Linked DNA regions of Mus musculus: region 2 is linked to region 1. Evidence: chromatin loops called from intact Hi-C (ENCODE). Cell type or tissue: heart. All regions are shown on one strand. Each heading gives the region's core, and the rest is flanking DNA. Links, peaks and the distances in the headings are about the cores only. Region 1 has its middle 22 kb from the start of Btla. Region 2 has its middle 46 kb from the start of Btla.

Evidence for each region. Hi-C counts contacts between places; a loop is a spot of excess contacts. Peaks named below come from ENCODE experiments on the same cell type or tissue, not always from the same donor. Only the 100,000 strongest peaks of a DNase experiment are listed, where the experiment ranks them.
Region 2: a loop joins it to region 1, with 2.4 times the contacts of the local background. A loop is called at or near these places in 7 of 42 quality-filtered maps.

What each region holds. Positions count from the first base shown.
Region 1 is chr16:45,200,043-45,204,441 of GRCm38, forward strand. No RefSeq gene overlaps it. Among named protein-coding and RNA genes, the nearest start is that of Btla, 22 kb to the right of the region's middle. In heart, for the core only: no CTCF peak of the experiment used is centred there; no DNase peak of the experiment used is centred there.
Region 2 is chr16:45,267,913-45,272,311 of GRCm38, forward strand. No RefSeq gene overlaps it. Among named protein-coding and RNA genes, the nearest start is that of Btla, 46 kb to the left of the region's middle. In heart, for the core only: no CTCF peak of the experiment used is centred there; a DNase peak (open chromatin) is centred at 2,189.

The sequences.
Region 1 (4,399 bases), core at 315-4,314:
TCTTAGTCTTGTTAATAAAAGAACTTTATAATGGAATCAAAATAAAAGCTTGAGAAATTTTATTAGAGTTTTAAAATTAAATGAAAGCAAACAAGCTGCAAATCTTGGCTGCCTAGAGGAGAGAGAGAGAAGCAAGCAAGCAAGCAAGCAAGCAAGAAAAAAAGAAAGAAAGGAGAAGGAGATGGAGGAGAAAGACCATACCGTTCGAGCTAAGCCATCATGAAGATCAGCCACATAGTAAGGAGGGAAGCCTTGAAGAATGAATGAATCCAAAGTGTTAGGAAAAGCATGGTTGGTCTCTGACCAGCATCTAAAGGAAAAGTACAGAGAAGAAAAAAAAATAAACATACACCTTTCAGAGTCTGTATAAGAGGCCAACAGAGCCTCTTGTCCCTTTCTTACCCTTCTGATCCCCATGAGCCACTGAGAGGGCAAGTATGCTGGCAAGGGAAAGTATATTATGATCTCAATAAGTGGATAATTATTCCTCCCACCTCTTTAACACAGCTTCAAATGGATCTGCCTTTCTGAGGCCAGGTGATTGACCTGCCTACTGCATTAACCTTTAAGGGAAGAGAGTATGGCATGTGCCAAGCCAGAAGTAGATTCTACCCTTTAATAAGGTGAACGTTCCATTTGTATGCAACAGCTTGATAGTTTTAACTGTTAGGTGTATGTTTGGTGTGGACAAGTTGGTCCATGCCTCTATTCCCCACATTTTGTTTAGAAGACTTTCTTTCCTGGCTTACTTTTAATGAAGAGTGAGAGAACCTATGAGTTTTTCCATTGGTCCCTTTGATATGTTTGTCTATCCTGACACCACGCTGTGATTATATGGCTCTATAGGAAGACTTCCTCGGATTACTTTGGATATTCTTCATCCTTTCAATTTCATATACACTTCAAATATGAGCTGGAGGGACGGTTTTGTGGTTAAGAGAACAAGGTATTCTTGCAGAGGACTGGGGTTCAGTTTCCAGAGCCCATGTTGGATGACTCATGACCATCTGTAATACTATTTCCAGGGCATCTGACACCATCTCCTGACCTCTAAGGATACCTGCTTTCCATGTGCATACACACACAAACAGACACATACATACACATGATTTAAAACAAATATTTTTTTAATTTAAAAAGTTTTCTATAAAAATTATCCCCTTATATTTTTAACTGAGATTGTTATGAATTTATAAATATGTTTGGTAGAAAAGTAACCTTTCAACAGCGAGCTTATGCTTCATTAATGAATGTAGTATTGAAATGGGTCTGGCAGGGAAATAAATATTTTGAAGAAACACTTGTGTACCCTATTTTGGCTTCTAGACTGTTAACAGGATACACCCCAAGAAATTGGAATTTTCCCAGGGATCTCATGCTGGGAAGAGGAAAAAAAAAAAAGCCTAAAGTGCCTGCCTGTTGGAAGGCATGCAGAAACAGATTTGGCATTGTTAGACTACCTTACACATGACACAGTCATTGACCAAAACATGTCAATGGTGGACAGGACCGCGCTGAACCAGGACTTCTTGGTTAGGCTTGCCTTTGGCTTTCACTTCAGAATGCAGAAGATAGACTTGTGGGGGGCAGCAGGGGATATCACTGTATTTCTTGTTCCTCTTCCCAGTGTGGCCACATTGAATGCATCTCCTTTTTTTTTTTTTTTTTTTTTTTTTTTTTTTTTGCTTTTACTAATAAATTTGACTGTGCTAATTGACTTACTGAGGATGGAGGCAAACCTGGCTTCTTGACCTCAAGATTGGTAGCAGAATAATTCATTTTTAAGGACATCTACTTACTTTGATAATTTTTAGTTTGTCTTTCTAAATAGTTCTAGAACTATTTAACTGATTCCTGCAATATTTTGAATTATGATTGTTAAATTCTTATATAAGTTTCCTTGGTCAATCTGTCTCATTACAAAAGCAGAGAAGTAACTGATCAACTAAAACATTGGGGAAGACAAATGCTGAGTTGAAATTATATAACTACATCATTTTCTTCAGATTTTATGTTAAGAGCATTCTTTATTTCATTACCAGCCAGGAGACCGTTTTCTGTGAGGTTTCATGTTACTGTATCTTGTGCACACAAGCATAAATCACTCTTTGCTGTGGACTCTCCTTTTCAAGGACTCTTAAAGAGTGAAAGGCCATGGCAGATACAGCATCTGAAAAGTAAGGATGTTTTGTTTATTATCCCAAATAGTAAAGACAATGTCTCACCCTCTGGGCAGAGCGGGCATGTTCAGCTATTGTTTATCTTAAGAAGATCGAGTTCCCTTAGTTCAGAATGCTGTAGTGTAAACTACCTGGCATGCGAATATTCCTGGCTCTTGTGTTACCTTGTGATAACTGGGGCTTGGAACTCTAACAGGAAAATATAATTAACACCGCTTTTCCTACAAAACAACTGTCCTTACCGTTGCCTCATGAGGCTTATGTCTTCTGCCAGCATCTGTGAAGTGTGATAGACTAATTATTAACTTATAAGCAGAGCAAATATCATATTTTCAGACTCAGTTCTTGCCAACAACCTTCTTTACACTGAAAAAGGTCTCTTCTCATTAAAACTTGATGAGTTTTTTTTCCTGAATTAATGAATTCTGCCACATGTTTTTTTTACCGATTGAAAAAGGTGTTTTTTACTTTAAAAATATTTTACTAAGTATATTGAGTTTTGACTGTTAGACTGCTTTGATGTTTCTGGGATATACCCTGTTTGTTTACAGTGTGTTATTCAGTTTTTTTCATCCAGTGTTTGCTTTGCTGATATCTTGTAAAGTACCTTTTACAGCTATGTTTCTGGGAATTTTTTTTTCCAGGAAGATATTTGTTACATATTTAATCTCTATCTATAGGCTTATTCAAAAGATGTTATATATGTTTGCATAAGGCTATTATTCACTATACCTTATTATCATTTTAATATGTGGGAGCTGTGGGCACACATTCCTTTTCATTTCTTGTTCTGTACTCTCTAATCCTCTTGGTGCCTGATGAATCAGTTTTATTAATCTTTGCAACAGATTGAACTTCTGGCTTTTATACCTTTGGTTTTCTTTTTGATTGTTTCGTTTTTGGTTTTTTTGTTTTGTTTTGTTTTGTTTTGTTTTTCTTTTATCATTTTCTTCTACTACTTTGGGCTTTTCTCTTTTTGCTTAAATGTTTACTCTGAACATATCTCATTAGTTCTGACTTTTCTTCTTTTCTAAAATGAGCATTTAATATGTAAGTCTTAGGGCTGGAGAGAGTTTTCAGTGGACAAGAGTGCCTGCTGCTCTTGCAGAGAGGATGGTTCTGAGCGCCCATCTCAGGTGCTTCACAACAGCCTGTTACTCCAGCTCCATGGAATCTGATGCCTCAGTCCTCCAATGCAGCTGCACTCATGTGCATAGACCGACATGTGGACATAGACACATAAAAGTAAAATAAACTCCATGTAAGCTTTGCTGTGGCGTCATTTACAGATGTTGAGGCGCCATATTTTACATATAGATATAAATATAGATATAGATACACACACACATATATATACATAGCCACTATGGTTTAAAGGTTGCAGTTGAATTAAAGTCTAACATATTCTGATTACCCTTCTTAGAATTGGGAACAAAACACCCATGGAAGGAGTTTGGAGACAAACTCACCCAGAGACAAAGTTTGGAACTGAGATGAAAGGATGGACCATCTAGAGACTGCCATATCCAGGGATCCATCCCATAATCAGCTTCCAAACGCTGACACCATTGCATACACTAGCAAGATTTTGCTGAAAGGACCCAGATATAGCTGTCTCTTGTGAGACTATGCTGGGGCCTAGCAAACACAGAAGTGGATGCTCACAGTCAGCTATTGGATGGATCACAGGGCTCCCAATGGAAGAGCTAGAGAAAGTAACCAAGGAGCTAAAGAGATCTGGAACCCTATAGGTGGAACAACAATATGAACTAACCAGTACCCCCCGGAGCTCGTGTCTCTAGCTGCATATGTATCAGAAGATGGCCTAGTTGGCCATCAGTGGAAAGAGAGGCCAATTGGTCGTGCAAACTTTATCTGCCTCAGTACAGGGGAACACCAGTGCCAAGAAGTGGGAGTGGGAGGGTGGGGGAGTGGGTGGGGGAGCATGTGGGGGACTTTTGGGATAGCATTGGAAATGTAAATGAAATAAATACCTAATTAAAAAAAAAACAGAGAAAGCTTGAATCCGAACTCAAATATTTAAAACTCTGAAACCTATCACTTCTTTTTAACAGTTCTTTCTTTCCCTACAGGCAGAGGGGTCAGGGTGGTTCCAATAGGAGCCAGAGAGACAAAGGTAAAGAAAACCTTACTGAGGTCAAGCTAGACATAAAGGCTCTTGAAGTAAATGAATTGTTCTCATTCATTCATCCACTTTT
Region 2 (4,399 bases), core at 96-4,095, 68 kb after region 1:
TCCCTGTGCTCTGGAAAATATTCCCTCTACAATAGAATAGGCTAGGGCTGTATTGCCAAGAGTGACTTTCCCCTGGATTTTATGTGACCTAACTAGAGTGGTTAAGGTCAAAGAGCTAGTATTTACTCTATGCATAAAGCTCCATGATGTTGCCTGACAGATGGGAATGAACAGAGATGTGAACATGACTTTAGATCAGAGATTAGCATGGCTAGCCTGTTTACAGCAGAGGGAAAGAGCCATGTGGAGAGTCTGGTTTATGGGTTACCAGGAAGGGTGTTCATACTCAGGTTCTTAGTGAAGCTGCAGATACTTTAGAATTCCCCCATCCCTTGGGTTAAATTCTTGTGTATGTCTGGGGACAATGGTTTTCTGCTGACATCAGTTTGTGATATAATGGCACCCATGCTAGGTGTACACACTGCTAACTAAGAGACCAGAAGTAGGCTTGTGTGATTATAAATAGGACTTTTTAAAAAATTTATATTCATTTACATCCTAAACCCTGCCCTTTCCAGTCCCCCACTCACAAAGATCCTCCCTCCATTCCCCTCCTCTTCTCCTATGAGAGAGTGCCCACTCCCCTCTGAGTATCCCCCTACCCTGGCACATCGGCACATTCTCTTCCACTGAAACTAGACAAGGCAGCCCTGCTGGGAAATGGATACCACAGTCAGACTACAGCTTTAAGGAGAGCCTCCACTCCAGTTGTTGCAAGCTGCACATCTGCTACATATGTGCCACTGATAGAACTTAGTGGGGAAACCCCCACTCAATTCCCGATTCGGTGTGCACCCAAAAAATCACTAATAGACCATCTTGATGTAATTACACAAGGTATTTTAGTGATGGAGCTCCAGACCGACTTGCATCCCACACAGGAGATTATGGATGTTGGCCACGAGGCTTGGAAGCTAGGGGTTTTTATGGGATAAGGGGCTTAGAGGTGTGGAATTCAGCATAGCGACACACTATTGGCTTATTCAAACATCAGCAGAAAAATTAAATGTACGTGCAGGGTGTGAGAGTTCTGTGAGTTGTTGACTCAGTTCAGATAGCCCTGTTATGTCCTCACATTCCTCCTTATCTTTATGGTCAAGATGTTCCCAGGAATGTTTTAACTATGGGGCATACCCAGATTTGTTTTTCTTTTTTCACAGCCCCAGGCAGCCTCTAGGCTCACAAACAACCAGCAATTTCTGAGTACTTTATATGACTTACAGGTCTTGAAATTTCATCTTTCTTTCACCACGGACCTTGTTCCAGCCTGTGTTTTCTTTGGTTGATGGCTCAGTCTCTGAAAATTCCTAGGGGTCCAGGTTAGTTGACTCTGTTAGTCTTCCTGTGGGGTTCCCATCCCCTTGAAGGCCTTCAGTCCTTCTCCCAACTCTTCTATAAGAGTCCCTGATCTTATAGTTGCAATGTTTGGTTGTGGTTACCTGTGTCTGTTTCAGTCAGCTGCTGGGTAGAGCCTCTCAGAGGACAGTTATACTAGGCTCCTGTCTGCAAGCATAACAGAGTGTCATTAATAACATCAGAAATTGGTGTTTGCCCATGGGATGGGTTTCAAGTTGGGCCAGTTATTGGTTGGTCATTTCTTCATTTTCTCCTCCATTTTTGTCCCTGTGTTTCTTTTAGACAGAAAAACTTTTGGGTCAAACGTTTTGTGGGTGAGTTGAAATAAGTCAGACTTGGAATAAGTCAGACCTTGAGGCTGGGGATACATCCATAGCCAAGGACAGAACAGTCTTGGCCTGAAAAAAAAAATAGATCTCCTCCTCCTCCTCCTCCTCCTCCTCCTCCTCCTCCTCCTCCTCCTCCTCCTCCTCCTCCTCCTCCTCCTCCTCCTCCTCCTTCTTCTTCTTCTCACCTCTCAACAATGGGGTCCAAAGCATTCTTGGTGACCCATGACCCCTTGGCACATAAGGACCCAAGGAGAGTTGGATATTGAGACAATTTCCCATCGTGTTTCAGTGAGGAATAGAAAACATCCTTAGCTAATTCCAGTCTGAGGAATGAATCTGTTGTAAACACAGAGAATAGCTCTCCAGAATTCTGTGGCTTGAAAAGCCAACCTGGCTACACATCTTAGTTACAAAATATTTTTTTTCCAGCTGACTCTCACCCTTACCCCTGGAAATTAACAGGAAGAGGATCCGCCTGGTTGTCTTGGCCCAGTCTCTTGGCCTCTTTTCCTGTCTTAGTCTGGTAAGCCTATATTCCTGGCCCTGGTCTCTTCCCATTTATCTCTTTGCCTTGCTTCTGGGAGGTTTCTTCTAACACTTAGCTCTGCCTAATTTATTCTAAAGGTAGGGATCCTTTCTTCTTGCTGATATGAGACACCACCTGCATAGGCATGCCTGCCTGGCACGGGATTTGATTACAGGTTGATTGTCAACTTGCCAGGATTGATTTCTCTACTCTGATTGATAACTAGTTCCAGTTAATTGCTTGCGCAGGAATTCTTACTCAATGTTCTGAATTTTGTAAGACAGCAATTCGTTTTGTTAATATGCTTTGCTCATATTTCTCTCATCCTCTCAGTCTACAGTTTTTCTCTTGAAACATTTTTTTGTTACACGTAGTGTGTGTGTGTGTGTGTGTGTGTGTGTGTGTGTGTGTGTGTGTGTGTGTATACGAATGTATGCATCTAGGTGTGTGCCATGGTGTTGCCATGGAGAACAAAGGAAATCCAGATGGCCTCAGTCCTCTTCCTCGTTAATTAAATGAATGAGGGCACAACTCACATCACCAGGCTCAACAGCAGGCATCTCCATCCACTAGATCTCTCTCCCTCCCTCCCTCCCTTCCTCCCTCCCTCCCTCCCTCCCTTATAGTCTAACATTTCCTAGTTGAAGGTAAATTACAAAGTCTACTGTGGGATATTTTAAAACCTATTCAATTTGGTTCTAAGCTTAAGCCTCTTCTCAGACTTGTTTCCCTCATTTTCTTCATTGTCTTTTCTATCTAAATAATGAAAATCTTTGCCTTAACTTCTCGAATCTTGCTAAGTAGAGAACACAGAACAGGTGTCACCACCTGTCTTTTGACACAGTAAAGTCCTCACTGTGTTCCACCGAATAATAAGTAATATGAAGTAATAGTTGCTGTTATATTGTGTTCAACATTTTTTAAATTTTATTTTATTTTAATTCATTTTTTTACACTCCGTATTCCATTCCCTGTCTCCCCCACCCCACCCCGCATCCACCCTCTGACTGCTCAACATCCCACACCTCCTCCACACCTCACCCCACCTGACCTCTAAACTCTCTGGGGCCTCCAGTCTCTTGAGGGTTAGGTGCATCATCTCTGAATGAACACAGATCCAGAAGTCCTCTACTGTATGTGTGTTGGGGGCCTCATGTCAGCTGGTGTATGCTTTGCTGTCTGTTTGGTCGTCCAGTGTTTGAGAGATCTTGGGGGTCCAGATTAATTGAGACTGCTGGTCCTCTTATAGGGTTGCCCTCCTCCTCAGCTTCTTTCAGCCTTCCCTAATTCATCACCAGGGGTCAGCAGCTTCTGTCCATTGGTTGAGTGCAACTATCTGCATCTGACTCCTTCAGCTGCTTGTTGAGTCTTTCAGAGGACAGTCATGATAGACCCCTTTTTGTGAGTGCCCCATAGCCTCAATTATAGTTTCAGACTTTGGAACCTCCCCTTGAACCTCCCTTCCACTTTGGGCCTGTTGCTGGACCTCCTTTTCTTTCAGGCTCTTCTCCATTTTTGTCCCTGTAATTCTTTCAGACAGGAACAATTGTGGGTCAGAGATGTGACTGTGGGATTACATACATAGCCACAGAATCTTAAAACTAGGGTTGAATTCTACTTTAAGAGAGGATGCAAGGAGAAACTATGCATTCTGTCTCTATAGCAATAACCAATCATTCAGTACCTGTGAATTCTTTACTCTTCCGTAGCCTTCAATATCCATTTCTTTCCATTTTCATCCCATATTTGTGTCTCTTGGCATGTAGATTGTATTCCGACTAAATTCCTATTGCTTTTTTAAAAGCTTTTATTTGTTTACCTTTGATGCAGGGTCACATGCAGTACCAAGGAGGCTGGCTTGTAATCAGTACTGTAGCTGAGGTCAGCTTTGGATTTCTGGCTCTACCTCTAGATACTGTAAACATGTAAATGCAAGTATAGTCTGTGAATACTTCTTTGCACTTTAATATTATTTCCTAATACCAAGGAGATGAATGTATCCCTCTTATTCTGTTTTTCTACATCCAAGATTCTAGCTCCGATTTACTAGTCACTATCTCTGTTTTCACAAAGCTTACCTCTGCAATTCCTTTAAAGTCGGAACAAATAGACATTCTGGACCACATTCTACCCTGATCTTGACTAGTGAGTGCTTGCCTTAACTCATATTAGTCTTTGTTGAATTCCT